2 separate regions of the Homo sapiens genome follow, and region 1 is linked to region 2. Evidence: chromatin loops called from intact Hi-C (ENCODE). Cell type or tissue: natural killer cell. All regions are shown on one strand. Each heading gives the region's core, and the rest is flanking DNA. Links, peaks and the distances in the headings are about the cores only. Region 1 overlaps NUP98 (nucleoporin 98 and 96 precursor). Region 2 holds the start of PGAP2 (post-GPI attachment to proteins 2).

The links. Peaks named below come from ENCODE experiments on the same cell type or tissue, not always from the same donor. Only the 100,000 strongest peaks of a DNase experiment are listed, where the experiment ranks them.
Region 1: it touches region 2 in a loop (2.0-fold over the local background); 7 of 110 quality-filtered maps call a loop at or near these places.

Annotation. Positions count from the first base shown.
Region 1 is chr11:3,748,877-3,764,036 of GRCh38, forward strand. It overlaps NUP98 (nucleoporin 98 and 96 precursor), which reads right to left. Exons shown (of 33, transcript NM_016320.5): 9 at 14,026-14,163; 10 at 11,663-11,750; 11 at 4,440-4,532. Among named protein-coding and RNA genes, the nearest start is that of NUP98, 41 kb to the right of the region's middle. In natural killer cell, for the core only: no CTCF peak of the experiment used is centred there; no DNase peak of the experiment used is centred there.
Region 2 is chr11:3,801,275-3,816,434 of GRCh38, forward strand. It overlaps PGAP2 (post-GPI attachment to proteins 2), which reads left to right and starts at 7,286. Exons shown (of 7, transcript NM_014489.4): 1 at 7,286-7,377; 2 at 9,976-10,150. The coding sequence starts at 9,986. It overlaps LOC124902618 (a long non-coding RNA gene), which reads right to left. Exons shown (of 3, transcript XR_007062559.1): 2 at 13,911-13,987; 3 at 9,891-10,282. RefSeq lists a silencer at 7,207-7,536. In natural killer cell, for the core only: CTCF peaks have their summits at 6,731 (motif pointing left), 6,945, 8,021 and 8,228; DNase peaks (open chromatin) are centred at 6,757, 7,247 and 8,017; H3K4me3 peaks cover 1,333 bases; H3K27ac peaks cover 505 bases.

The DNA.
Region 1 (15,160 bases), core at 2,898-10,897, 53 kb before region 2:
TGTGGTAGAAGTTGGATAAGTTGAAAAGCTCAAATGAAATGCTTTCTGGGGTATAATGAGGAATTTTCATTAAAAAAAAAAAAACAATTATATAACCAAAAAGAGTTAATATCCACAATACACAAAGAATCCTTAAAAATAAATTAAGAGGGCCGGGCGCGGTGGCTCACGCCTGTAATCCCAGCACTTTGGGAGGCCGAGGCGGGTGGATCATGAGGTCAGGAGATCGAGACCATCCTGGCTAACAAGGTGAAACCCCGTCTCTACTAAAAATACAAAAAATTAGCCGGGCGCGGTGGCGGGCGCCTATAGTCCCAGCTACTCGGGAGGCTGAGGCAGGAGAATGGCGTGAACCCGGGAAGCGGAGCTTGCAGTGAGCCGAGATTGCACCACTGCAGTCCGCAGTCCGGCCTGGGCGACAGAGCGAGACTCCGTCTCAAAAAAAAAATAAATAAATAAATTAAGAGGCCGGGCACAGAGGCTCACGCCTGTAATCCCAGCACTTTGGGAGGCCGAGGCTGGTGGATCACTTGAGGTCAGGAGTTCGACACCAGCCTGGCCAACATGGTGAAACCCCATCTCTAACTAAAAAAATACAGTTAGCCGGGTGCAGTGGCACATGCCTGCAATCCCAGCTACATGGGAGGCTGAGGCAGGAGAATCACTTGAACCCAGGAGGCGGAGGTTGCCATGAGCTGAGATCACACCATTGTACTCCAGCCTGGCAACGAGAGAAACTCGGTCTCTAAATAAATAAATAAATAAAATATAAATTAACAAGAATCTCAAGTTAGTGGTAGGTGCAGAAAAAAAGAAACAATAATCCAACACTATGAACAGAGAACTGACTTAAATGGCAAATAAAAAAAAAAACAAAGATATTCACCTTTGCCAGTAATCAGTGAGGTGCAAACTGGAATGTACCAATTTCTACTGTCATGTATGAAAAGACAAAAAAGCCCAGTATGGAAAATACAGAAAAATGGGCATTGTATATAATGTGAGCAACACAAACTGGTATTTTTGAAAGGCAAATTAGCAAATTCAACCAAAATCTGAAATATGCGTATATTCCAACACTGCAATTCCAATTTGATGTATCAATCCTACAATAAACTAACACCTGCAAAATTATGTAACAAAAAATGTTCACTGAGGGTTTTGCCAACATCATCAAATAAATGTCCATCAATAGGTGAAATGTTAAATAATGGTATATGTATGATGTGTGTAAATTGTGTGTACTTAATGGAATACTAAATAATTTTTTTTAGGAATGAGACTTTTCTCTGGAGTGCAGCGGAATGATCACCGCTCACTGCAGTCTCAACTTCCAAAGCTCAGGTGATTCTCCCACCTCAGCCTCCCGAGTAGCTTGGACTACAGGCACATGCCACCAAGCCCAGCTAACTTTTTGCATTTTTAGTACAGAGAGGGTCTCCCTACATTGCCCAAGTAATCCGCCCACCTCAGCCTCCCAAAGACCTGGCATTACAGGCATGAGCCACCTCATCCAGCTCTAAATAGCGTTTTTCAAAATGAGATTGATATGTATGTACTGACCAAAAGAAAAACTGGTATTATGTGAAATGAAAATACAAGTCACAGAACACTATGTAAGACAGTGCTTTCAAACATTTTCAACTACAGCACATGCAATGAAAATCACTGAGATCCGAAACACATAAACACAAACACAACTGAGACAAAGTTTCATAAAAGGATACTAACCTTAACATTTTAAATGTTTTTTTTTTGTTTTTTGTTTTAGGACAGCGTCTCATTCTGTTACCCAGGCTGGAGTGCAGTGGTACTATCGTAACCCACTGCAGCATCTACCTCCCAGGCTGAAGCGATCCTCCCACAGCACATCTCATTCAGCTGCTTGAGTAGCTAGGACTACAGGCACATGCCACCATGCATATCTATTTTATTTTATTTTTTTGATAGCATCTTACTATGTTGCTCAAGATGATGTTAAACTCCTGACGTCAAGCAATCCTCCTGCCTAGGCCTCCCAAAGTGCTGGGATTAGAAGCATAACCCATTAGGCCCAGCCTACTGATTTTTAATTCTACTTCATTTTCTTCAAATGCTGATTGCAGGCAACTATATTAATTATAACCAACTAATGCACCTCAGTCTCTGGCTTAAAAGTCACTCATACAGGGTGTAGTTTCCATTTAAAAATATAATCCCAGGCCGGGCACGATGGCTCACACCTGTAATCCCAGCACTTTGGGAGGCCGAGGCGGGCAGATCACCTGAGGTCAGGGGTTTGAGACCAGCCTGACCAACATGGAGAAACCCCGTCTCTCCTAAAAATACAAAATTAGCTGGGCATGTGGGCACATGCCAGTAATCCCAGCTACTCGGGAGGCTGAGGCAGGAGAATAGCTTGAAACCAGGAGGCGGAGGCTGCGGTGAGCCGAGATTGTGCCATTGCACTCCAGCCTGGGTAACAAGAGCAAAACTCCGACTCAAAAAACAAACAAGAATATAATCCTAAACCCTAAATATAAAAGACATGTATGTACAGACGTGTGTGTGTGTAAACATGTCCGAAAAATGCACAGAAACGGGTCTGACAAGATACATGCCAAACAACCCTAATCATTTCACAGCTGAAAAAGACTGGACTTTTCATGAAATTTCTGAATTGTTAAAAACTTTTTACCAGCACTTACATCTTTTATCTTAAGCAGAGAGCACTGACTCATGCCTATATTCCCAGCACTTTAAGAGCTCAAGGCAGGAGGATGGCTTCAGCCCAGGGGTTCGAGACCAGCCTGGGCAAAACAGGTCGACCTCATCTCTCCAAAATATTAAAAAACTAGCCAAGCATGGTGGCTTGCACCTGTTGTCCCAGTTACTAGGGAGGCTGAGGTGGGAGGATGGTTTGAGCCTGGGAGGTAGAGGTTGCAGTGAGCTGTGATCATGCCAATGCACTCCACCCTGGGTAACAGAGCAAGAACCTGTCTCAAAATAAAACACCTTTTATCTTAAAAAGAAGACTGAAGGCTGGGCGCGGTGGCTCATGTCTGTAATCCCAGCACTTAGGGAGGTTGAGGTGGGAGGATCACGACGTCAGGAGTTCGAGACCAGCCTGGCCAACATGGGGAAACCCTGTCTCTACTAAAAATACAAAAATTAGCTGGGTACGGTGGCGTGCGACTGTAGTCCCAGCTACTCGGGAAGTGGAGGTTGCAGTGAGCCGAGATTATGCCACTGCACTCCAGCCTGGGGGACGGAGCAAGACTCCATCTCAAAAAAAAAAAAGGGAAATTGAAAAAAATAAAAATAAAAACCACAAAAGCAGATCATAGTACAAAATGAGGTTCCATTAAGAAGGAAATGACAGCCAGGCACGGTGGCTCACACCTGTAATCCCAGCACTTTGGAGGCCAAGGAGGGAGGATCACCTGAGGTCAGGAGTTCAAGACCAGCCTGACCAACATAGTGACACCCCATCTCTACTAAAAATACAATAATTAGCCAAGGATGGTGATACACACCTGTAATCCCAGCTACTAGGAAGGCTGAGGGAGGAGAATTGCTTCAACCTGGGAGGCAGAGATTGCAGTGAGCTGAGACTGCACCACTGCACTCCAGCCTGAACGACAGAGTGAGACTCCATCTCCAAAATAAATAAATAAATAAATAAATAAATAAAAAAGAAGGAAATGACAGATGAATGCTCAGATGATAGAAGGGGAAAAAAAAAACAGATTAACTGGACAGTGGAAGCAGACTATGGAAATGGTTTGCAACTAAATGACCACACCTGCAGTCAAACGAATTGAAAAAGTAGGCAAAACTCTATGTTTAACTAAACAACCTAGTTTTACTGTACATGCTAAAACACTTATATATTTTATGACCATCATCACGCTCCAGCTGTTTAAAAACAGCTGGGCAGGTAGAAGGGTCAGTATCTTCAAAGGCACTGAAAAATAGTTGTTAACAGTAGGAATCAGGGAAAAGGGGTGACACTGGTCTATATGACAATGGAACTAAATGAAATTCTCCTTGCAAAGGAGAATTACATCAGCATGTGCTCTTATTGCTCTGCCTTTCTATTAGGGCTTACTTTGATGAACAGTTTAAGGTCTCAAATCCCTGTTACAAAAGTAACATGGGGAAACTGAAAGTTAATGTCCTCATGACAATTCTCACATTAAATACTAAAAATCCCAAAAAGACCAGGACTATCAGAGGACATTTTGTAGAAAAGGGAGCATACAGCTTCTAACACAAACATGCCAATATTTTAAAGCCTGGTAAAGCATAACTGCTGGGAATGTCTTATAAACGCAACTGGAAAAACGAAAAGGTAGACTTCTTAATTCCAGTAACATAATCAAACAGATCTCTCAAGTTCCAGAAACTAGAAAGTCAAGCTGTGTCACTTCCTAGATCTCATGGTAGCAGTTTCTTACCTGTTCCAAATCCTGCACCAAGCCCAGTTCCAAGAGTCCCAGGTGCTGGTTTACTTCCAAAAATACTATTCCCACTGGTATTTGTGCCAAAACCTAGGAAGACAAAAGAATGAGTGGATTGTACTTTTAATATAACTCTCAATTTCCTCTATAAGGGAGTTTAACACAAAGCAGTCTGACTTTAAGTTGTGAACCTTTCAGTTAATATTTAGGACTCCTAACTTGTAGGATAACTTAAAAAAAAAATTTCACATATGCAAACAAGTCTTCATATTTACTTAATTACATTTCAGCCTTGAAATATCAATTCAAAGGCCATGCGCGGTGGCTCACGCCTGTAATCCCAGCACTTTGGGAGGCCGAGGCTGACAGATCACCTGAAGTCAGGAGTTCAAAACAAGCCTGGCCAAGATGGTGAAACCCCGTCTCTATAAAAATACAAAAAAAAAAAAAAAAAAAAAAAAAAAAAAAAAAAAGGCCAGGTATGACGGTGCGTGCCTGTAATCCCAGCTACTCGGGAGGCTAAGGTGGGAAAATCGTTTCAACCCAGGAGGCAAAGGTTGCAGTGAGCCTAGATTGCGCCACTGCACTCCAGCCTGGGCAACAGAGCAGGACTCTGTCTCGAAAACAAATAAAAATAAATAAATAAATAAAATAAAATAAAGAAATATCAATTCAATATAGGATAATATCAATATTCAAGCAAAGTGAACACACTTGAGCTTTGGGAACATTGCCTTTGTAAGGCCCAAAGCTTTCAATGCAAGTTTCAAGTTTATTTAGAAGAGAAATTAATTCCCCCTAACTTGTACTAAAAAAAATGAAACAACTGGCCAGGTGTGGTGGCTTACGCCTGTAATCCCAACACTTTGGGAGGCCAAGGTGGGCGGATCATGAGGTCAAGAGTTCGAGAACAGCCTGGGGAACATGGTGAAACTCTGTCTCTACAAAATATACAAAATTAGCCGGGCATGATGGCGCATGCCTATAAACCCAGCTACTTGGGAGGCTGAGGCAGGAGTATCACTTGAACCCGGGAGACGGGGGTTGCAGTGAGCCAAGATCGTGCCACTGCACTCTAGCATGGATAGAGTGAGACTCTGTTTCAAAAAAAATACAAAATAAAATAAAAATAAAACAATCAACAAAGACACTTTAACTGAACCTAAAGGTCCTTGCTAAGAAAAAAATTACTTACAAAACTTTCCACAGTAGCTTTTATTTTGAATAGATGAACCTAGCCAGGATAGTAACGTGTAGCTGATTACACGTGAGAAGTCTTCTTCACTATGACCCACCATTTAAACAAAATCCTATAATTTCCCTTTAAAATCCACAGGTATCAGCCAGGCACGGTGGCTCACAACTGTAATCCCAGCACTCTGGGAGGCCAAGGTGGGCAGGTCACTGGAGTTCACAAGTTCAACGCCAGTCTGGCCAACATGGAGAAACCCCACCTCTACTAAAAATACACAAATTAGCTGGGTGTGGTGGTGCACACCCAGAATCCCAACCACTTGGGAGGCTGAAGCAGGAGAATTGCTTAAACCCGGGAGGCAGAGGCTGCAGTAAGTCGAGATCGCACCACTGCACTCCAGCCTAGACGACATAGCGAGACACTATCTCAAAAAAAAAAAAAAAAAAAAAAATCCATAGGTATCAAACAAAGATCCTATTCTGTACTGCTGCCATTACTTTTCTTTTCTTCATCTATGCCCACAGTTTCATTATTCTTTTTGTAAATAAATATCAACAAAACAATTAATGAATATGTCATTAATTTCTCATGAGAGAAAAGAAATCATTAGCCAGAAAACCCTGTTTGCAGAACATATGAAGTCATTTAAAAGTCATAAAGCACTGGGCATGATGGCTCACGCCTGTAATCCCAACACATTGGGAGGCAGAGGCAGGTGGATCACTTGAGGAAAGGAGTTTAAGACTAGCCTGGCCAACATGTGAAACCTCTTCTCTACTACCACGAAAAAAAAAAAAAAAATTAGCTGGCTGTGGTGGTGCACGCTTGGAATCCCAGCAATTTGGGAGGCTGACGCAGGAAGATCGCTTGAACCAAGGAGGCAGAGGGTTACAGTGAGCTGAGATCACACCACTGCACTCCAGCCTGGGCAACAGAGCAAGACTCCGTCTCCAAAAGAAAAAAAAAATCATGGAGGAAAAAGTAGCCCAAAAAGATAACAAACAGAATAAAGAGACTATTTTAGAACAGATGAAAGTATCACTAATATTATACTTTGTTGTGCCAGTATTTGGATTATTATCTCAATGAAAAAAATCAAGAAGAAAGCTGAAGAATATAAAAGTTTAAAAACAATCGTATTTCATGTCATTTTAAAATTCAAGCAAGCAGGCCGGGCGCAGTGGCTCACGCCTGTAATCCCGCCACTTTGGGAGGCCAAGGCAGGTGGATCACAAGGTCAGGTGTTCAAGACCAGCCTGGCCAAGATGGTGAAACCCCATATCTACCAAAAAATACAAAAATTAGCCGGGTGTGGTGGCAGGCGCCTATAATCCCAACTACTTGGGAGGCTGAGGCAGAGAGCTGCTTGAACCTGGGAGGCGAAGGTTGCAGTGAGCCAAAATCACGCCACTGCACTCCAGCCTGGGTGACAGAGAAAGACTCCATCTCGAAAAAAATAAATACATGAAATAAAATCCAATCAAGTAACCTGACTTAATCGCAATATATTTGACTTAGACATTCATTGAATCTCTTCTTTAATTCTTCTAATAGCTATGCCACAAAAATGGGGTGCTGCCTACTCAAGCATCATCAATTTTCCTTGATGAAAACACAAAAAATGTACTTGGAGATATTCTTTTCCTTTTTGAATAAAAATTTAATCAAAAGGGATCTTACAGTCCCATAAGCAGCAGAAAACAAGACACTCGTGAACTATCTCAAACCCACAGAAGGGAAATAAATCCCAACTTACACTGTTTATACCACACATTTCCTCCGATTCTCACTGACAAGTTTATCGACTTGTAAAATTCAATTTTACAAATTACAATTAAAAAGACAATTCAAATTCGGCACACAAGTTGGTGAGACAACTCAGATAAAGATGACACCTTTCATTTTCATATCACTGAAGATGACTGTAAATATATTCGCACACCAAAAAAAAACCTCTAAGCAAATCAGAAATCTGCAACCATCACTGCAACTTCTGCCTCCTGGGTTCAAGTGATTCTTCTGCCTCAGCCTCCCGAGTAGCTGGGATTACAGGCATGCACCACCATGCCCAGCTAATTTTTGTGTTTTTAGTAGAAATGGGGTTTTACCATGCTGGCCAGTCTATCTCGAACTCCTGACCTCAGGTGATCTGCCAGCCTCGGTCTCCCAAAGTGCTGGGATTACAGGCGTGAATCACCACACTCGGCTTGTTTTTGTTTTTTGGGGAGACATCATATATATCTTAATATACATCACATATAACATCAAATATATCTTTAAAAAAATTTTGTCGGCTGGGCGCAGTGGCTCACGCCTGTAATCCCAACCTTTTGGGAGGCCGAGGTGAGCGGATCACGAGGTCAGGAGATCGAGACCATCCCGGCTAACATGGTGAAACCCCGTCTCTATTAAGAATACAAAAAAATTAGCCAGACGTGGCAGCATGCGCCTACAGTCCCAGCTACTTGGGAGGCTGAGGCAGTAGAATGGTGTGAACCCGGGAAGCGGAGCTTGCAGCAAACCGAGATCGTGCCGCTGCACTCCAGCCCGGGCGACAGAGCGAGACTCCATCTCAAAAAAAAAATATATATATATATCTATATATCTATATCTATATCTATATGTGTATATATATATATTTTATCAAGTGTAGCCTATACAAACACCCTTATAGTGTTCAGATAAAAATAACGGGCTGGGCGCAGTGGCTCATGCCTGTAATCCCAGCACTTTGGGAAGCCAAGACAGGCAGATCACCTGAGCTCAGGAGTTCGAGGCCAGCCTGGGTGACATGGCAAACCCTGTCTCTACAAAAACACAAAAATTAGCCAGGTGTGGTGGTGCATGCCTGTAGTCCCAGCTACTCAGGAGGCTGAGGTGGGAGGATCACTTGAGCCCAGGAGGCGGAGGTTGCAGTGAGCTGAGATCACACCACTACACTCGAGCCTGGGAGACAGAGATCCTGTCTCCCCAAAAAACAAACAAAACAAAACAAAACAAAAATGCCGAGCGTGGTGGTTCACACCTGTAATCCCAGCACTTTGGGAGACCGAGGCTGGCAGATCACCTGAGGTCAGGAGTTCCAGACTAGACTGGCCAACATGGTAAAACCCTGTTTCTACTAAAAATACAAAAATTAGCTGGGCGTGGTGGTGCATGCCTGTAATCCCAGCTACTTGGGAGGCTGAGGCAGAAGAATCGCTTGAACCCAGGAGGCAGAGGTTGCAGTGAGCTGAAATCGCGCCACTGTACTCCAGCCTGGGTGACAAGAGCGAAACTCCGTCTCAAAAAGAAAGAAAAGAAATAATATTTAATTTTGAACATGAAGCATGCTACAAAAAAAAGAGCTTTATTAAAAACACACATTTTCAAAGGGAGTGGAAATTGGTTCTTGAGGGACTAAAATATCACAGATTATGATAGTTTGTGGCCCTCCAGAGAGTCACACAACATAAGCAGATACACAGTATATGCGTGGTATGAAAATCTCAGGGGAAGGGAGATGATGATTAAGAAAAAACAGGCCAGGCGTGGTGGCTCACGCCTGTAATCCCAGCACTTTGGGAGGCCAATGCCGGCAGACCATGAGGTCACAACATCGAGACCATCCTGGCTAACATGGAGAAACCCCGTCTCTACTAAAAATACAAAGAAAAAATTAGCCGGGGGTGGTGGTGGGTGCCCGTAGTCCCAGCTACTCGGGAGGCTGAGGCAGGAGAATGGCGTGAACCCAGGAGGCAGGGCTTGCAGTGAGCCCATATCTGGCCACTGCACTCCCGCCTGGGAGACAGAGCGAGACTCCGTCTCAAAAAAAAAAAAAGAAAGAAAAAAGAAAAAACAGTCCCATTACAGCAGGTACAACTTAAAAATGAAAAAATAGTCTACAAACGGTCCATGGGGAAGGGTAAGTGATAATAGAAAAGGTTGAGAAACGCTAACTGACCCTTAACTATCTTTCCATTTTAATTTTATAGGAAAGAAATAAGTAGGGATGGGTGCAGTGGCTCACGCCTGTAATCCCAGCACTTTGGGAGGCCGAGGAGGGCAGATCGCCTGAGGTCAGGAGTTCAAAACCAGCCTCGCCAACACGGTGAAACCCCATCTCTACTTTAAATACAAAAATTAGCTGGGCATGGTGGCAGGCGCCTGTAATCCCACCTACTCAGGAGGCCGAGACAGGAAAATCACTCCAACCAGGGAGGTGGAGGTTGCAGTGAGCCAAGATTGTGCCATTGCACTCCAGCCTGGGAGGGAGGGGAGAGAGACAGAGAGAGACAGAGAGACAGAGACAGAGACAGAGAGAGACAGACACCAAGTATCTTACCCATGGTAACCAAGTCCACTGCCTCAAAACGGTTGTTTCAAACAGAGTTTATAGGAACTATAATCATTTCTGGCAGTGAATGAGCAAAATGACTAAAAGGGATTATAAAAATCAAACCAAACACATCAATTTAGGAATTGGTACCTATCAATGAACTATCTACCTTCTTCCTGTAGTTGATAAACATATTAATCTTCCAATAGATGTTTAATATGATCTCTTTCTCCAGTACAGGATCGTTCAAAAGCTCATTAAAAAACTGTTAACTGCTGACCTACACCAAATAACCATGTCTTTGTACTCAACTCCTAAAAAGAATCTATCAGTGCCTAGTGATGTATCTGGCACACAAAATCCTCAAGAAATACTTGAACCACTATTTCCCTCGACAAACAGAATAAACTTCCCATATCTGATCTGACAGATGCTGAATTTTGAAAACATAATTAGGTAGTTATAAGATATATTGAAAATATTGACTGGGTGTGGTGGCTCATGCCTATAATCCCAGCACTTTGGGAGGCCGAGGCAGGCAGATCATTTGAGCTCAGGAGTTCAAGACGAGCCTGGCCTACATGGTGAAACCTTGTCTCTACTAAAAACACAAAAATTAGCCAGGCACAGTGGTGCGTGCCTGTATTCCCAGCGACTCGGGAGGCTGAGGCAGGAGAATCGCTTGAACCCGGGAGGCAGAGTTTGCAGTGAGCCAAGATCGAGATCATGCCACTGCACTCCAGCCTGGGTGACAGAGACTACACCTCAAAAATAAATAAATAAATAAATAAAATAATATCATCATGTTCCATAAAACTGGTTTACATTTTTCCCAGTAGGTTAAGGTTTTGAAAATTATTGTTCAATCTTTTCTGTATTTTCCAGATTTTCAACAATGAATATACATACTATGAACATGCATTCAAAATTTTTGAAACCGTAAAAAATAAACTACTGAATAATCCCCCAAATCAGAAAGGTTTCAACTTTCTTCTATTATTTTTCTTATTTTATTATTTTTTTTAGAGACCTACTTTCACTATGTTGCCTAGGCTGGAATGCAGTGGCAATTCACAAGTGTGATCATAGCACACTGCAGCCTTGAACTCCTAAGTGATACTCCTGACTCAGCCTCCATAATGGCTGGGACTACAGGTGCTCACCATGATGCCTGGCATATTTTGACTTTCACTAAGAATAACCAGGCCAGGTGCAATGGCTCACACCTGTAATCTCAGCACTTTGGGAGGCTAAGGCGATATAAAGACCCTGTTCTCCACCAAAAAAAAAAAAAAAAACAAAAACAAAACAACACAACAAACCAACAACGACAAAAATAAGAATAACCAATTATCTTCTGTATGCTACCACAGGTTTGAAACCTGGCCTCATACAATGTGTTACTTAACCAAATGTGTTTCCTTTATGGTTTCTCAGCTATTGCTGAAGTAATCCAAAGTAAATGAAAGGCAATTTACATGCCTACTAATTATCTCAAGCCATATCCAGGACTTTAAACCTTTCCCTCTGGTACTTCACATCAAGCTACCGCTTACCTGAGAACTTTTAAATATTTCCAATCATACGAATCAGGAGAATAACGTGTGGTATAGTCAGTGTAACTTTAAGAGAGCCAAACCTGCTTTTTATATGTACCAAAATTAGAAGTGTTTGTATTGGTTCCTAAAGTCAGGGTTGGTTTGTTACCAAAGAGCCCGCCACTGGTTGTACCAAATGAAGGTGCACTGGTTGTGCTGCTTCCAAATGTAGTAAGCTTGTTATTGCCAAACAGGGTCTAAAAAGAATAGAATACAGGAAAATTTAAAATAATATTAAGACACACACCAAACTAAATACAGGTTACCTCAGGTATACTGGGTTGGGTATGGGGTGGGAGAAAGATGTCCTAACATTCATAAAAAAGGTAGAAAAAAGATGAATAAAGGCTATCAAAAAATAATCTGGGCAAGATTAACTTTATAAACACGGAATGCTTCTGGCCTGAAAAGTTAATGGTAACCCCTAAGGATTACGACTGAAACACAATGAATCCAATGAAACCAGATTTCAGTGAGGCAAAGAAAAAAATAACAAGGCCATCAAATATCTTTTTACCTGTTAAGAGAAATGTAGCAAATACTTGCTTTGCCAGAAGAAATCACTACAAGAAAAACTTTGAACATGCTACATGGATGTTCCTTGAAAATGCTATGCTAAGTGAAAGACATCAATCACAAAAGACCACATATTATGATTCCATTTACATGAAGTGTTCAAAATGGTCAAATCCATAGAGAGAAAGTAGGCTTAAGATGATTACAGGAAAATCAGGAGTGACTGCCAATGACTATGGCATTTCTTTTTGGCATAATGAGTATGTTCTAAAATTAAATATGGTGATAGTTGCACACTTTGTTGATATACTAAAAATCACCTAGCTATACACTTTAAAGAGACAAATTGTATGGCATGTGGACTATACATCAATAAATCTGTCACTAGAAAGTACTAGAAGCCGGGCACAGTAGCTCACGCCTGTAATCCCAGCATTCTGAAAGGCCAAGGCGGAAGGATCCTTGAGGCCAGGAGTTACCAGCCTAGCCAACGTGGCAAAATCCCACCTCTACTAAAAAATACAAAAATTAAGGCCAGGAGTGGTGGCTCACGTCTGTAATCCCAGCACTTTCGGAGTCCAAGGCAGGTGGATCACGAGGTCAGGAGTTCGAGACCAGCCTGGCCACCATGGTGAAACCCCATTCTCTACTAAAAATACAAAAATCAGCTGGGCGCAGTGGCGGGCGCCTGTAATCCCAGCTACTCGGGAGGCTGAGGCAGAGAACTGCTTGAACCCGGGAGGCAGAGGTTGCAGTGAGCCGAGATCGCACGCCACTGTACTCCAGCCTGGGCAACAGGCGAGACTCCGTCTCAAAAAAACAAAACAAAACAAAACAAAAAACAAAACAAAAGCCTGGCATGGTGTCACACGCCTGTAATCCCAGCTACTTGGGAGGCTGAGGCACGAGAATCGCTTGAGCCTGGGAGGGAGAGGTTGCAGTGAGCCGAGATCATGCCACTGCAGTACAGCCTGGACAACAGAACGAGACTCGGTTTCAAAAACAACAACAACAACAACAACAACAACAGAAGTACTAGAATGTCTTGAAGCATTATATAATTTTCTCAATTTCTTACCTCAATTATCTGTCCAAAGTTTAAAAAAAGAAAAGAGAAATTTCAATCTCCATGAAAACAGGACCATATGTTTTAGGGACTTTGTGTTCCTTTTTTATTTTTTAAGACAGAGTTTTGCTCTTGTTGCCCAGGCTAGAGTGCAATAGCGCGATCTCGGGTCACTGCAACCTCCACTTCCTGGGTTCAAGTGATTCTCTTGCCTCAGCATCTCAAGTAGCTGGTATTACAGGCACCCACCACCACACCCAGCTAGTGGTTTTTTTTTTTTTTGTATTTTTAGGAGAGACGGGGTTTCACCATGTTGGCCAGATTGGTCTCGAATTCCTGACCTCAGGTGATCCACCCACCTCGGCCTCCCAGAGTGCTGGGATTACAGGCGTGAGCCACCGCGCCTGGCTCTTTTTTAATTTTTTTAACCTACTCACAATAGCAAGTTCAAAGTTTCTTCCATGAGTACCTCAACAATTTCAACAATTTGATCAACCCCAAAAACATTTCATTCCCAAACATCATACCAATTTATCACCTACAAAAGAGGGAAGAACTAGGAGTTAAAAATTATCTGATTCAAATAAAGCAAAAGAATTTCAATTTAGACTCAACAATTTAACCAATGCTATCAGAAGTATGATGCACATAAGCACTGAGGCAAAGAAATTTTAAAAGGGAAAGAATTTACTAATTGAAAACAAACCTGAAGTTAACCTGAAATTTCATTTTATATCAAATAATTTTTTGTTCTCAGAATCAAATCATATTAGGCTGGTGCAATAATACACCCAATAAAAATACCTGCAAAACAGTCAAATCCTTAGAAGAAAATTCCTTTTAACAAATTTACACACATCTTCAAATTACAGTCAACTGCAGAAACCTACCGAACCAACAGCACCAAATCCAGTATTGGTCTGCCCAAAGAGACCTGTTCCTGTTCCAAATGCTGTCCCAGTGCTGGTGTTTGTAGCTGTCCCAAAAAGACCTCCAGGCTGTGAGGCTTGGGTTACTCCAAATAATCCCTGCAAAGAAGTTTATATAGATTAAAAGATATCCTGTAATAGTTTCCGTAACGAATCTCAGAGTAATAAAAAAAAAGTTACCATTTTTTCAAGCTTATATGACAGATATTAGGCTAAATAACTTATATAGATTATTTCCTTCAAAACAACCCTGAAAAGCAGGGAGTATATTTTTCAAAAAGCTCAGAGCATTTTAAAACTTGCCCAAGGTGCCACAGCTCCTGAATGGTAGGAACAGAAGTTCAAACCTATATTTAAGCCCCTGTTCTTCCCAGGATGATGAACTCCAAGGTCTTAGGCGTCTATTAAATAATAAGACTTTAACTCTTGTGCTCTAAGAGATGTCAGGGTTGCAACACTGAGAAGCAAAATAGTATGTCTAGGTCCTTCATTTTCAACGATTTAGGTGAAAAGAACTAATCAGTATCAAGCTGGGGAGTGAACTTAGAATCAAGTAACCAAAAATAATCAGCGAAAATAAATCAACACGGACCGAGGTACGAGTGTTATGTTAAAGAGCCTTAATTCCTTTTTTTGATACGGAGTTTCGTTCTGTTGCCCAGGCTGAAGTACAGTGGCACAATCTCGGCTCACTGCAGCCTCTGTTCAAGTGATTCTCTCGCCTCAGCCTCCCAAGTAGCTGGGACTACAAGGGCACGCCACCAGGCCTGGCTAATTTTTGCATTTTTAGTAGAGATGGGGTTTCACAATGTGCCCAGGCTGGTCACGAACTCCTGACCTCAGGGGATCCACCTGCCTCAGCCTCCCAAAATGCTGGCGTGAGCCACTGCACCCAGCCAAAAGCCTTAATTCTAAATGAGAAACTATACTCATTTCCAATGAGCAGTCTGCATCATCCTATGTTTAACAATGTATTTTACTTATGCATTAATAAAGGAAAAATATTGTGCTAATAGACTTGCTGAATAGGGAATTCACTTTTTAAAGTTTTATTGAGACACAATTCAAACATCATAAAATTCACTCATTTACAGTG
Region 2 (15,160 bases), core at 3,631-11,630:
AATACATTTAAAGCACTTAGCATAGTACCTGGCACAGATAAGGCCTCAATAAATGGTATTGTTTGCATTATTTAAAAATGTATCCCAGCCGGGCATGGTGGCTCAAGCCTGTAATCCCAGCACTTTGGGAGGCCGAGGCGGGCGGATCACAAGGTCAGGAGATCGAGACCATCCTGGCTAACATGGTGAAACCCCGTCTGTACTAAAAATACAAAAAATTAGCCGGGCGCGGTGGCAGGCGCCTGTAGTCCCAGCTATTCGGGAGGCTGAGGCAGGAGAATGGTGTGAACCCAGGAGGCGGAGCTTGCAGTGAGCAGAGATCGCGCCACTGCACTCCAGCCTGGGTGACAGAGCAAGACTCCATCTCAAAAAAAAAAAAAAAAAAAGTTTCCGGGCACGGGGGCTCACTCCTGTAATCCCAGCACTTTGGGAGGCTGAGGCGGGCAGATCACCTGAGATCAGGAGTTCAAGACCAGCCTGGCCAACACGGCGAAACCTCATCTCTACTAAAAATAAAAAAATTAGCCAGGCATAGTTGCCCACGCCTGTAATCCCAGCTAGTCGGGAGGCTGAGGCAGGAGAATCACTTGAACCCGGGAGGTGGAGGTTGCAGTGAGCCAAGATTGCACCACCATACTCCAGCCTCAGCCTGTGTGACAGAGGGAGATTCTGTCTCTAAATAAATAAATAAATAAATAAATAAAAATGTTGAGTTCCCATTCTAAATATTCTAAGACATTGATTCTGACACTGAAAGAGGACTCAGAAATGTCTTTTTTTCTTTTATTTCTTTTCCTTTTCCTTTTTTTTTTTTTTGCTATAAAATGGTTCTGAAAGAAATGTCTTGAATGAGTAAGCAAATGAGTACATTCAGTCCAAAGTACAAGTAGATGTGCAGGGAAATAGTGCATACTTGTGGAAAGACTGGAGGAATACGTACTGGATGAGGAATACTCCAAGGAAGAATTTCCTGTGACTTTGGTGATTTCTAAAGATACGTTGTTGGGTACTTTGGTAGGCAAGTAGCCCATGGCTCATCATTCCCAGAATTCCTGGCTGGGGAAGGACATCTTTGTGAAGCCAGGGGTTCCTTCCCACACTCCTACTCTGTCTAAATTCTGATAACACCTCTTTTAGGTATCATCATCTTCCTTCTTCCGTTCTAAAGACAAGGAGTTTGATGCTTACAAACCCTTTTGGAGCCAAGCCCTGTCCTGGACATCAAGAGCCCAGAGATGTCCACAGCTCAACACTATTCTGGCCAAGGAAAGTCCAGCTTTGTCCTAGGAGCCCCAGTATCATACACATGGCTTGAGAACTCACTGTATGCAGCTGTGAAGGATTGGTGGTTAGGGAGGAGACAGATCTGTAAGGACTGCAGAATTGTGGAAGGATGAGACTTCTTTCCAGAGAAGCAGCAGAATTGGAGTCAGAGCTAAGTTCAAGTTGTAGATCTGCTACTTTTTATATCTCGCCTAAGTTATTTAACCCTTCTCTGCCCCAATTCCTTGTCTATGACATGGGCAGAATACTTTGTATTTTGTTTTGTTTCTTTTTTTTTTTTTTTTTTGAGATGGAGACTGGCTCTTTTGCCTAGGCTGGAGTGCAGTGGCACCATCTCGGCTCACTGCAAGCTCCGCCTCCCGGGTTCACGCCATTCTCCTGCCTCAGCCTCCCGAGTAGCTGGGACTACAGGCGCCTGCCACCACACCCGGCTAATTTTTTTTTTTTCTTTTGGAGACAGAGTCTCACTCTGTCACCCAGGCTGGAGTGCAGTGGTGTGATCCCAGCTCACTGCAACCTCCGCCTCCTGGGTTCAAGCGATTCTCCTGCCTCAGCCTCCCGAGTAGCTGGGACTGCAGGCATGCGCCACCATGCCCAGTTAATTTTGTGTATTTAGTAGAGACAGGGTTTCACCATGTTAGCCAGGCTGATCTTGAACTCCTGACCTCAGATGATCCGCCCACCTCGGCCTCCCAAAGTGCTGGGATTACAGGCGTGAGCCACCACACCCGGCCCTGTTTTTTTTTTTTTAGTAGAGACGGGGTTTCACCATGTTAGCCAGGATGGTCTCGATCTCCTGACCTCATGATCCACCTGCCTCGGCCTCCCAAAGTGCTGGGATCACAGGCGTGAGCCACCGCACCCGGCCATTTTTGTTTTGTTTTTTTGAGATGGAGTCTCACTCTGTCACCCAGGCTGGAGTGCAGCGGTGCAGTCTCGGCTCACTGCAACCTCCGCCTCCTGGGTTCAAGCAATTCTCGTTCCTCAGCCTCCCAAGTAGCTGGGATTACAGGCTTCCACCACCACACCAGGCTAATTTTTATATTTTTGGTAGAGATGAGGTTTCACCATGTGGGCCAGGCTGGTCTCAAGCTCCTGACATTAAATGTTCCACCTGCCTTGGCCTCCCAAAGTGTTGGGATTATGGGCCTGAGCCACCGTGCCCAGCCAATACTTTGGCTTTTAACCAGAACATTTAGTCTAATGCATTTAACGAATTTACTGCTATATATATATATATTTTTTTTTTTGAGACACAGTCTCATTGTGTCGCCCAGGCTGGAGTGCAGTGGTGCGATCATGACTCACTGCAGCCTCTGCCTCCCAGGTTCAAGTGATTCTCGTGCCTCAGCCTTCCTAGTAGCTGGGACTTCAGGCGCGTGCCACCACGCCTGGCTAATTTTTGCATTTTTAGTAGAAAGAAGATTTTATCATGTTGGCCAGACTCGACTCAAACTCCAGACCTCAGGCGATCCGCCTGCCTCAGCCTACCAAAGTGCTGGGATTACAGGCATGAGCCACCATGCCCAGCCCATTTTTCCCACTATACTAGTTTGAAAGTTAAATTCTCTTTTCCTATTAGTATTATTTTAGTGATCTCCCTAGAAATTACCACATGCATTCTTAACTTACCAAAGTGTCATGCTCATAAATACCTTTACGGAAGGATAGAGTTTCCTGAGATGGAGGCAGGAAGAGAGAACATTCCAAGCTAGATGAACAGGGAAGCAAGCAGATGAACAGGGGAAGATTTAATTGCTATCTGAGTCAGAGTGAGGCTAGAGCAAGATGAGTGAGCTGGGGGTGGGTGGTTTAAAGCCATCCAGGAAGGATGTCTTGGTCATGAAAAAGATCTTTGAGAAGAACAAGAATAACTCCTCCTCAACCCAGGAAGGACACTGATTTTCCTGAGGCTTCCCAGGAGGCAGTGGCAGAGCTTGGTCTAAAGCTGGATGTCTTTAGCAGTCTATGTCCCTGCCTCTATACCTACCCCAGCCATGCTCACTGTGTCCCCTTTCTAGCAATTCCTCAATCTCTGCTTACCTGTCTAAATACTGCCCATTCTTCAAAACCCAGTTCCATTAAATCAACCCAACAAATATTTTCTTTTTATTTTTGTATTTTGTATTTTTATTTTTAATTTGTATTTATTTATTTTTTTGAGGTGGAGTCTCGCTCTCTCACCCAGGCTGGAGTGCAGTGGCGCAATGTTGGCTCACTGCAACCTCCGCCTCCTGGGTTCAAGCAATTCTCCTGCTTTAGCCTCCCAAGTAGCTGGGATTACAGGCGCCCGCCACCAGGCCTGGCTAATTTTTGTATTTTTAGTAGAGATGTGGTTTTGTCACGTTGGCCAGACTGGTCTCGAACTCGTGACCTCAGGTGATCTGCTCACATCAGCCTTCCAAAGTGCTGGGATTACAGGCGTGAGCCACCGCACCCGGCCCAAGAACTCTTTTTATTTCTTTTATCTTCCCTCACATAAATCAAGGTAGGCGAGGTCTTTCAAACTGATAGTGAAATAAAGAGATTTCAGAAAGGGTCGGTGACAGCCAAGGTCAGACAATACAAAAAAAGTTCAGGACGAGTTCACACTGTGGCTGACATGTCTAATCATAATGACCATCATGTACTGAGTACCTCCCACATGGCTGGCACACTGCTACATTACCTCTAATACAACAACCCTATGATGTGGATATTCTTTTTTTTTTTTTTTTTTTTGAGACTGGGTCTTGCTCTGTCACTCAGGCTGTTGTGGAGTGGTATGATCTCAGTTGACTGCAACCTCTGCCTCCAGGGTTCAAGCAATCCTCCCACCTCAGCCTCCTGAGTAGCTGGGAATACAAGTGTGTGCCACCACACCCAGCTAGTTTTCTGTATTTTTTGGTACAGATGCTGTTGCCATGTTGCCTAGGCTGGTCTTGAACTCCTGGGCTCAAGTGATCCTCCTGCCTTGGCCTCCCAAAGTGCTGGGATTACAGGTGTAAGCCACCACACCCAGTGTGGATATTCCTAAATCAATTTTACAGGCTGGGCACGGTGGCTCATGCCTGTAATCCCAGCACTTTGGGAGGCCAAGGAAGGAGGATCGCTTGAGCCTAGGAGTTCAAGACCAGCCTGGGCAAGACAGTGAGACCTTTTTTTTTTGAGACACGGTCTTGCTCTGTCTTCAGGCTGGAGTGCAGTGGCGCGATCTCGGCTCACTGCAACCTCTGCCTCCCAGGTTCAGGTGATTCTCCTGCCTCAGCCTCCCAAGTAGCTGGGACTACAGGTGCGCGCCATCACGCCTAGCTAATTTTTGTATTTTTAGTAGAGACAGGGTTTCACCATGTTGGCTAGGATTGTCTCGATCTCTTGACCTTGTGATCCGCCCACCTTGGCCTCCCAAAGTGCTGGGATTACAGATGTGAGCCACCACGCCCCCGCGAGACCTTGTTTTAAATAAATAAATAAAACCATTTTATAGACGAGGAAACAGAGGCTCAGGGCTATATGGAGAATTGCCCATATTTCCCAAATCACCAGAGAATTAAAGAATTAATCTAAATTAGAGCACCTCAAGGTTTGGGCATTGGGGGTAGTCTAGAGGCAGGGAGAGGGGACCCAGCCTCAGGGAATGGTACTTAGGGCCAAGAGAACAGACAAGGTGTCAAGATAGGGAACAATAGCCAGGAGCAGACACCCCTGGTTGGAGCTAGACAAAGAGGATGACATGAAGCCCCAAGGCAGAAAACCTGAATCTAGTTGCCAAATTTGGAGAGAGGTAGTTCTTTTTGTAAAGTTTTGCTAGTCCATTTGTCCTGGGACCTTAAAGAACAGGATAGGGGAGAACTCAAAATCAAGAAAAGTAGTTTTTAGAACAAGACACTCTGAGTGCGCACCTTCTCCAGACTTCGGAGCCCCTCAGAGTGCGTCTGAGGTATCTCTGGGTCCTCCACCATTGCTCCACATGAGGCCTGTCAAAGAGAGGGCCTAGACTGGGTGAATGAACAAAAGTGAACACATGAAAAAGAGCTCTGGCAAATTAATCAACAAATGCTAAGTGGCATTAACAGCATATAGTGGATTATGTGAATTATCTCAGGTACCAGACTTGAGTCCTGGTTCTGGCATGTATTAGCTGTGTAAGTAGGTAACTTGGTTTCCCTGTTTTCCATTGTAAAATGAGGATATTAAATAGTATCTACTGGCGGAGGCTCATGCCTGTAATCCCAGCACTTTGGGAGGCCAAGGCAGGTGGATCACCTGAGGTCAGGAATTCGAGACCAGCCTGACCAATATGGCGAAACCCCATCTCTACTAAAAGTACAAAAATTAGCCGGGCATGGTGGTGCCGCCTGTATTCCCAGCTACCCGGGAGGCTGAGATAGGAGAATTGCTTGAACCCGGGAGGTGGAGGTTGCAGTGAGCCGAGATCGTGGCACTGCACTCTAGCCTGGGTGACAGAGTGAGACTCTGTCTCCAAAAAAAAAGAGAGAAAGAAAGAAAAAAAAAAGGCCAGGCGCGGTGGCTTACACCTGTAATCCCAGCTCTTTGGGAAGCCAAGGCGGGGGCAGATCACGAGGTCAGGAGTTTGACACCAGCCTGGCCAAAATGGCAAAACCTCGCCTCTACTAAAAACTACAAAAATTAGCTGGGCGCAGTAGCGGGCGCCTGTTAATTCCAGCTACTCGGGAGGCTGAGGCAGGAGAATCGCTTGAACCCTGGAAGCGGAGGTTGCAGTGAGCCGAGATCGTATCTATTTTCACAGGTTTTTTTTTTTTTTTTTAATGGAGTTTCGCTCTTGTCGCCCATGCTTGAGTGCAGTGGTACGATCTCAGCTCACTGCAACCTCTGCCTCCCGGGTTCAAGCGATTCTCCTGCCTCAGCCTCCCAAGTAGCTGGGATTACGGGCGCCCGCCACCGTGCCCGGCTAATTTTTGTATTTTTAGTAGAGACGGGGTTTCGCCATGTTGGCCAGGCTGGTGTCAAACTCCTGACCTCAGGTGATCCGCCCGCCTCGGCCTCCTAAAGTGCTGGGATTACAGGCGTGAGCTACCGCGCCTGGCCCTCACAGGGTTTTTATGAGGATTAAATAAATGAGATAAGAAGTAAGAGTGCCTGGGATATACTGGGTGTTCAGAATGTGTTATTGCTGTGAGGATTTAAGTGGAAAAGTGCGATGTTAGGTATGGCTAACTTAGAGGTCCTCCACCCGCTGCAGATGCTCTGACTACCCACCAGTGTGCTTGCAGGAGGAATTCTTGGTCCCTTCACCCTCCTTCCCTGTTGGGCTGGGATGGTCTTTGCAAAGGGAGCCAGGGGTCCCCCTCAAGTTCTTTCATGGGTCAGTCATGGTCAGGGTAGGGAGGGAACTCTGGCAGCTGGTTTTGGGGGATCAATCCTCTCATTGTGGGGAGACCCAAGGCTGGTGGCTGGAAATCCTTTCTGCGCTACGTAGGACAGGGCGCCCTCTCCTGAACAAAGGCGGGAACAGCTCTAGGCCAGAGTTTCTGGGATGTGCCTCACCGGGTCTCACTGCCTGCAAAGGTGCTCTTCCCATTGCTGAAATGTCCCCAACCGCCCTGACGAGCAAAGTTTGGGGGAGGGGCGCCAGGGCTGGGAGGAAACTGGCTTAATGTTTCAGAAGGGCGAGGCTGGATAGTTCGGTTAGAATGGAGGTGCGAGGCAGGAGAGACGGGCGGATGAGAAAGAAATCCGGCCCCTGTTGAATTAATTTTGTGTTCTTTCAACAGGTAGATGGAACGCAGCTGAGAGGTAAGGCGACAAGGTGGCTTATCCAACATGCTCAAACTCAGGTATCCAGAGCTCTTCCGGCTGCCCTCACGCAGCCGAAATTAGTGGGGGCAGACCCGGGCTGTAAAGCATGGTTTGAGGACACGCCAGATTGAGGAGGAGAGCCAGGGGTCGGGGTCTCCAGAAGCGGGGAGGAGCCAGCGGAGGATCTGGGCGCAGTTTCCTCTCTAAGTTCCGCCCCGAGAGCGCCGGCCCCGCCCCCGCCGTTCGCGCTCTGACCAGCCCGCAGAGCCAGCCCCCGACCCCGGGCCACCTGGGCCCCCGGGTTCCGCCGGCACTCTCGCCACCACCGCGTGGGTGAGTATGGGCATGGATGTGCTGGGCTGCCGGGCAGCCCCACTCGGGAGCTTGGCCGCGCGGTCTGGCCTCTGCAGGGCCGGGCCCCACGCTGTGGGAGTCCTGGTACCTGCCGTCCTATCGCACACACTCTGTTTCCCAGGAACTGCTGCTCTCTGGACTTGCCGAGCTGGCCCCCTTCTTCTCCCTCCCCAGCGTGGGGCCGGGTGTGCAGGGGTTGAGCTCTCCCTTTATTCCGCGGGGCCTCCTGGTCAGGAGTCCTAGGTGGGGAGGATGGGGCCCCGGGGTTGGAACCCCATAGAGTAGTTTTGAATGGCAGCTGTGCCATTTATTAGCCTTGGCCTTGAGTAAGTGTTTTGAACCTCCCTGAGCCTCAGTTTCCTCATCTGTAAAATGGAAATATACAGGCTGTAGCACCTACCTCATAGAATTATGGTGAGATTAAAAGAGACAATGTATATCAAGTACAGAGCAGGGGGCCTAGTATTCCGTAGGCACTCAGTAAATGTGGGTTCAGACTCGAGGCTGAGGAGATCTCTAGGGACTTTGGAGCTGAGGTAGCTCCAAAGAAAGCAATTTTCAGCTAAGTAGTACCTGTGAGGAATGTAGAACTATCTGCAGGCTGAACAATTGCCCTTCAGCTCCACCCTGAGGTGTGGAGTAGAATGACCAAGTTGGAAGGACCTTAGAGGTAATCTAAACCATGTGATTCCCATGTTGCAGAACTGTGGAAACAGATCTAGAGTGCTTAAGTGGCTTGCCAAAGGTCACACAGCTAAATGGGAGGCCAGGCATACCTCCAAGAATTGGAATGGATTATCCCTTGAACCTCCTCATCAACTCCTGATTTGGGCAGTGCCTCTTCATTCCCTGAAGATCTAGTCTTCAATTTGGGAATCCTAGTGGTTCCTCAGGGATCTAGAGCTGCAGCCTTCAGGGAGGGATACTGGGAGGGAAGACTAGTGCTACTGCAACTGCAGAGTCTAGGTTTGGGCTGGGTGAGGAAAATGTTCCCCATCTAGGGCCCTAAGGGACTTAGAGTCCATTTAGGGATGATCCAGGGAATGTGTTTTTTTTCTGGGAGGGTCACCAGAGCCACTTCCAGCTCCCTGGGATCCCTGATGCTCCTAAAAGGGAGAGAGGAACTTGAGCAATTGGAGCAGGCTGCCTGATCAGGTCTGGCAGCTGGGGGAAAATGGGTGAGAATGTGGAGGCGTAGCCACCTGGCTTGTTCTGGAATGCCAGGATGGCAACCTAACTGAGATCAGGGTTCTTTTTGAGGGTGGGACTAAAGGGAGAGTCTTGTGGGTGGGGTCAGGAAGAGTTGGGACTTGATTTGACAAGGTCTTTGAGCCCAGAAGGGTATATTCTTTATGTGTCTGGAGCCAGCCCTAGCTTGGCAACAACAAGCCAACGTTCCAGGGATGGCTTTCCCTTCAGCTCAGCACAGGGCTTTGAGGAAGAGCCAGCCCTTCTCTCTCTCTGAGTGTCTTGGTTTCTCTATCTTTACAATGGGAATAGGGCTAACTGCCTCATCTATGTAGATTTTGGTTTTTCCTTTTCTTCCTCCTGTGAACAGGTGCCTCTTCTGCCTCTCTCACTCCAGTCCTAACCTGACCTTTCTCAAGTTCAGACACAGAGAGGAAGGGGTCAAGGAAGGCCAGAGTTGCAGTGTGTAACTCTTCGTGGGTCCCACATGTATCTCTTTGTTATGTGATCCTGAGCAGATTCCTGCTCCAACTTTCCCTTCTGTATACTGTGCGGAGCTGGGCTAGGATTGTTGGTATACACTTATTTGTTATAGTTCCTGACCTTAGCTACCCTTATCTAAGGGGGAAATCACAGCCCCCAGGAACCCTCATCTGTTCACAGGAGGGTGATGTGGACAGCCCCCTGGGCACTGGGAAGCCTCCAGAAGCTGACCAAGCAGCTCTCTCCAGCAAACAGCAATCCCAGGCTAGCACCAGGCCTGATTCTGCAAAGCCTTTCACCCTGGGGGCACGTGAGGGAGCAGGCTGGGACAAGCAGGGGGCTTGGGGTTCTGTCAGCTTCCATGGAATCCCTGCCACTGTGGACTGCGGTGCAGGCACACAGAGCCTGGGAAGGGACTGAAGGTGCAGGAGGGCCCTGGGCCAGTGGGGAAGCAAATGAGAGCTGATGAGAGGCCTTGAAGCCTGGAGGCTGGGCCGAGGCTCAAAGGCCTGGGGGAGGAGATGGGCCATGCCATCCACTGGTAGGTTTTAGGGTTGGTTCTTGAAATAAAGAGAGACACTTATTTAAAGCAGCTTCTCTAGTCCTAGGCCTGTCAAGCTAGGCAGAGAGGAGTGAGGAGAAGCTCTCCCAGTCCATTCAAGCTTTATCCTAGCACAGATTTGGTTCATTGTCTTCCCTCTGAAATTGAGGTGGAATGTTGTCTTGGGATTCTGAGTCAGTCTTCCTCATCCAGGGCAAGAGCTATCCAAGTTTAGGTGCCTTCCTCCTCAGACTCCCCACCCCACAGCACACAGCTAATTTTAGGACTGAGCACAAGGGCTGACTTTATCACTGAGTGCCAGCCTGGCTGCCTGGGGCCCTGACAGCATGCCACTCCATCCCCAGGTCTGACAAGATGTACCAGGTCCCACTACCACTGGATCGGGATGGGACCCTGGTACGGCTCCGCTTCACCATGGTGGCCCTGGTCACGGTCTGCTGTCCACTTGTCGCCTTCCTCTTCTGCATCCTCTGGTCCCTGCTCTTCCACTTCAAGGAGACAACGGCCACACACTGTGGGGTAGGGCATGGGGACACTGATACCTCATATTCAGGCCGATCTGGATCTTCTTTAGATCTTGAATATCTTTTAACAAGATTAGCCAGCTCTCCACTGGGGCCCATCAAACATACGGGGCTGCTGGGGGGATGCCTGCAAATTGAAATCTCAAGGGTTAGTCTCCCTCTGCCTTCTGTGAGGTTCTGGAGGCTGGAGTCACTGAAGTGTAATATAGAGTCAGTAAATGAATTACAAGTATAACAGAGTTTGACACATGTCCCACCCCATTTACTTTGATATCCTAGAGAAAGTGGTCTTACATCTTTCTTCCTGGCCCCGCGCCCCATATCCCTGTCCAGAGGGCAGACCTAGAGCCAAATCCTTACTTCATAGAAGAGCAGATTCTGGAACCCCAGGGTTTCTGGGAAGTGGAGAGAGAACAGGATTGGGCTAGAGGGTATTTTGGGCCTCTTAATGTAGCACTATGGGCTTGTGCCTGTCTCTGTAGGAATGTGACTCAGTATATGTGTGTGTGATTGTGAGGGTCATGACTGTATATAATGGGTTTGAGTGGGTCGTGTGTGAGAGAGACTATATCTGTGCCTGTCTGTATGGAGATCTGATTATGTACGTGTGTATGTGTCCTGGGGTGAGTCCCGTGGCCTCTAAGATTCCATAGATGTCTGTGTACCCTCTGGACAGGGATATGGGGTGCGGGGCCAGGAAGAAAGATGTAAGACCACTTTCTCTAGGATATCAAAGTAAGTGGGGTGGGACATATGTCAAACTCTGTTATACTTGTAATTCATTTACTGACTCTATATTACCTGAGACAGAGACCCAGCCTCAGTTTCCTCATGTCTGAAATAGAATTGATTAGCTGGGCATGGGGGTATGCACCTGTAGTCCTAGCTCCTCAGGAGCCTGAGGTGGGAGGATTGCTTGAGCCTAGAAGTCTGAGGCTGGAGTGAGCTATGGTTTTCTCACTGTACTTCAGCCTGATGACATAGTGAGACCCCCATTTCTAAAAAATAAAATAGGGTTGATAATTCCTGTCCTGCTCCTTCCCAGGGCTAGTGTAGAGCTCTAGGTAGAAGAAGGATAGGAAGGTAGTTTAGGGAGGATGATGAAATGTGAGGAGCAGAAGGAGGAGGAGGAAGAGACTGTCAGGTTGGAAGGCAGGGCAGGAAATGAACTTAACCTAGGGGCTTTAGGTGGAGAAGAGGCAGATTCTGCGCATGGACCATTGGGGTCCCTCAGAGTTCTGAAGGCCCCAGCCAGCTGGATCCCCACTTCATGTAAAGAGCATCTGCTTCAGAGAAATGGCTAGGATTAGCAGTGGGGTCTAGCTGTGAGTATGGGGTGGAGCCCCACTTCTTTACTTCATGTGACTGGAGTTTCCTCTCCTCCTGATTTGTCAGTGGGTAGACATGGGTGTTGAGGTATGGACACCCAATCTGATGAGACCTGGGGCTGGGAGCTATTAGAAAGAACTGGACGAAAAGGGCGAACAGGCGATCTGAAGGGAAGGAGTACCCTTTTGTGACCTAGTACATGACCTAGTACCTATTATCTCAGATAATGCATCAGATATTCCTGTTACGCTAGCCACTCCTGATCATCCCGCAAAACCCTGCCCCGCTAGCTCTAAAATGTCTTCCCTATCCTCCTTGGGGCTAATGTAATCACTCCCTCCTCTGGGTGCCCACAGTTCCCTGTGTTATCTATCACATCATATTTGTGTCTGTCTTCCCAACCAGATGGGGATCTCCTTGAAGGCAGGCACTGCATTTGAGTGAGAAAGTATTTGGGTTTTTTTATTTGTTTTAGAGGCAGGGTCTCATTTCCGTCACCCAGGCCAGAGTGTAGTGGCATGATCATAGCTCACTGCAGCCTCAAACTCCTGGGATCAAGCAGTCTTCCTAACCTCAGACTCCTGAGTAGTTAGGACTACAGATGTGAGCCACTACACCCAGCTTAATTAAAAAAAAAATTGTGGAGATGGGGTCTCGCCATGTTGCCTAGGCTGGAGTGCAGTGGCATGATCATAGCTCACTGCAGCCTCAACCACCAGGGCACAAGTAATCCTCCTGCCTCAGCCTCCTGAGTAGCTAGGACAATAGGTATGCACAACCATGCCCAGCTAATTTTTGTGTATGTGTGTGGAGACGGGGTCTCACACTGTTGCCCAGGCTGGTCTTGAACTCCTGACCTCAAGTGATCCTCCCACCTCGACTCCCAAAGCACTGGGATTATAGGCGTGAGCCACTGTGCCTGGCCAGAAAGTGTTGGTTGAATAAATGATTAAGACTCCCTAGCCCAGTGCCCTGGGGAAAGGAAGGCATGGTATAAGTCAATCATAGTCCAAGCAAAATTATAATATTTGTATAGTATATGGAGTTAAACAGACTAGGCTGTTTGCTCTGCCCCTTATGGCTGACCCCAAGGGCTGATGGCATCAATACCCTATTAGCTAGGTTATTGCATACCTTGCATACCTATTACCTGTTCTGGGCATACCAGTTAGGGAATTAAGATATAGATAGTTGCTGGAGTACTTGGTCCCTCTGGAGCAGTACTAGGTCTGTGACCCTGAGGGTATGTTGTCCCCACTGCCTGAGCCTACGGTGTTGGTTCCACCTTGGAATTTTTATATTTGCTCTGAATTTCCCACTCAGAGTATCCCAGAAATGGCCAGCCCTAGGAATAAAAGAAGCAAGCTAGTCCATCATATCTGTAATTGATTACTTTGCCTCTGCTCGCATATCCCCAGTGATGGGGAGCTTCCTTCCTCCCCAGGTAGCCTGTTCTAAGGAAGCTTAATAACTAATAATTAGCCTTTTTCTTTTATTTTCTTTCTTTATTTTTATTTAGATGTAGTCTCACTCTGTCGCCTAGGCTGGAGTGCAGTGTTGTGATCTCAGCTCACTGCAACCTCCGCCTCTTGGGTTCAAGCAATTCTCCTGCCTCAGCCTCCTGAGTAGCTGGGATTACAGGTGCCCGCCACCACACCTGGCTAATTTTTGTATTTTTGGTATTGACGGGGTTTCGTCATGTTGGCCAGGCTCGTCTCGAACTCCTGACCTCAGGTGATCCACCTGCCTTGGCCTCCCAAAGTGCTAGGATTAAAGGCGTGAGCCACCATGCCCAGCCTCTTTTTTTTTTCTTTCTTCTTCTTTTTTTTCTTTTAACAGAGATAGTTTCTCACTATGTTGCCCAGGCTGGTCTTCAACTCCTGAGCTCAAGTGATCCTCCTGCCTCAGCCTTCCAGAGTGCTAGGATTACAGGCTTGAGCCACTGTGCCTAGCCCAAGCTTTTTCTTTCCTTCTTTCCTTCTTTCCTTCTTTTCTTTCTTTCTTTCTTTCTTTCTTTCTTTCTTTCTTTCTTTCTTTCTTTCTTTCTTTCTTTCTCTTTCTTTCTTTTTTTCTTTTTTTCCTTCTTTCTTTCCTTCTTTCTTTCTTTTCTTTCTTTTCTTCCTTTCCTTCCCTTTCCCTTTCCCTTGCCCTTTCCCTTTCCCTTTCCCTTTCCTTTCCTTTCTTTTCTTTTCTTTTTGAGGCAGGGTCTTGCTCTGTTGCCCAGGCTGGAGTGCAGTGGCACAATCTTGGCTCACTGCGACCTCTGCCTCCTGGGTTCAAGCCATTCTTATGCCTCAGCCTCCCGAGTAGCTGAGATTACAGGCATGCACCACCGTGCCTGGCTCATTTTTTGTATTTTTAGGAGAGATGGGGTTTCACTATGCTGGCCAGGCTGAAGCTTTTACTTATAGTGAGTATGTACTTACTTTCCGGTGAGTCTCTGCCTTGGCCCTGGCTCTGCTTTGCCGTAGAACTATTCTCTCCTCGTGGCTTCAGGTCAGCCCTGTAGAGACAAGAAGACAGTAATGAGGGGCCTTGAGTCTGTCTTCTTCTTTTTTTTTTTTTCTTGAGATGGAATCTCGCTTTGTCACCCAGGCTGGAGTGCAATGGCACGATCTCGGCTTACTGCAACCTCCGCCTCCCAGGTTCAAGCGATTCTCCTGTCTCAGCCTCCCGAGTAGCTGGGATTACAGGCACACCGCCACCATGACTGGCTAACTTTTTGTATTTTAGTAGTGACGGGGTTTCACTGTGTTACCCAGGCTGGTCTCGAACTCCTGACCTCAGGCAATCCAGTTCCTTCAGGCAACCTTCCAAGGAAATGGTTTCCAGGCTCTTCCCTATCCTGAATGTACCGTTGAACTTGGCCCAGTTTGTCACTGTTCTCTGCTGGGCCTTGATTTGGGTATAGAACTCCAGGTGGCCTGGGCAGTACAGGCAAAAGCAGGACTATTCATTCTTATTCCTGGCTGTTAGACCTCTGTTGAGGCAGCCTGAGCTGCTATTAGCTGTTTCTGCACAGGTACAGGCTGAACATCGATATCTCATATTCAGGCTTGTTGAGATCTCTTTTGTATCCTGCTTCTGTCATCATAGGATTTAGCCATTTCTCCAGTGAGGCCCAACAAGCCCTCTCAGTCCTGCTCTAACAAAAAACGGCCAGACCCCTTTTTGCTTTCTCTCTTTCCCTTATTGGAAACCTGCCTATGACCCTGGATACAACTCTCAGGAAGGTCCCTGCCCCCATCACTGGCAAAGAAGCTACTGCCAGCTGACCTCAGCCACTATCACTTCTTCCCTTTGCAGAGTGTTCTAGGATTTATGACATATGCTTGTTGATCCTGGGAAGGATGTGTGCCTGGGCAGGCGTGGAGAATTGGGTACTGTGGGCGGGAGGGCAGGCCCTGAGGAGCAGGGGGTGGGATCCTCCAGTCTTAGAATAGTCCCAGTCTGGCTACAACCTTCAACCCAAGACCCGGATTCTTCAGCACCGAGTGTGAGTGTTCCTTCATGAGGCCCCCACCCCATTCCTGGGTCTCCTTAGTGGAGGGAAGTATGAGTGCCGAGGGGAGATTGGGTCCTAGGCCTTTTAATATCAAGCCATCTCTGTCTGCCTCAGCTTGATCCAGAGGGAAGCCCAGCTTGAGGGGTCAAGGTGTTTGGGCAGTGGGGTTGT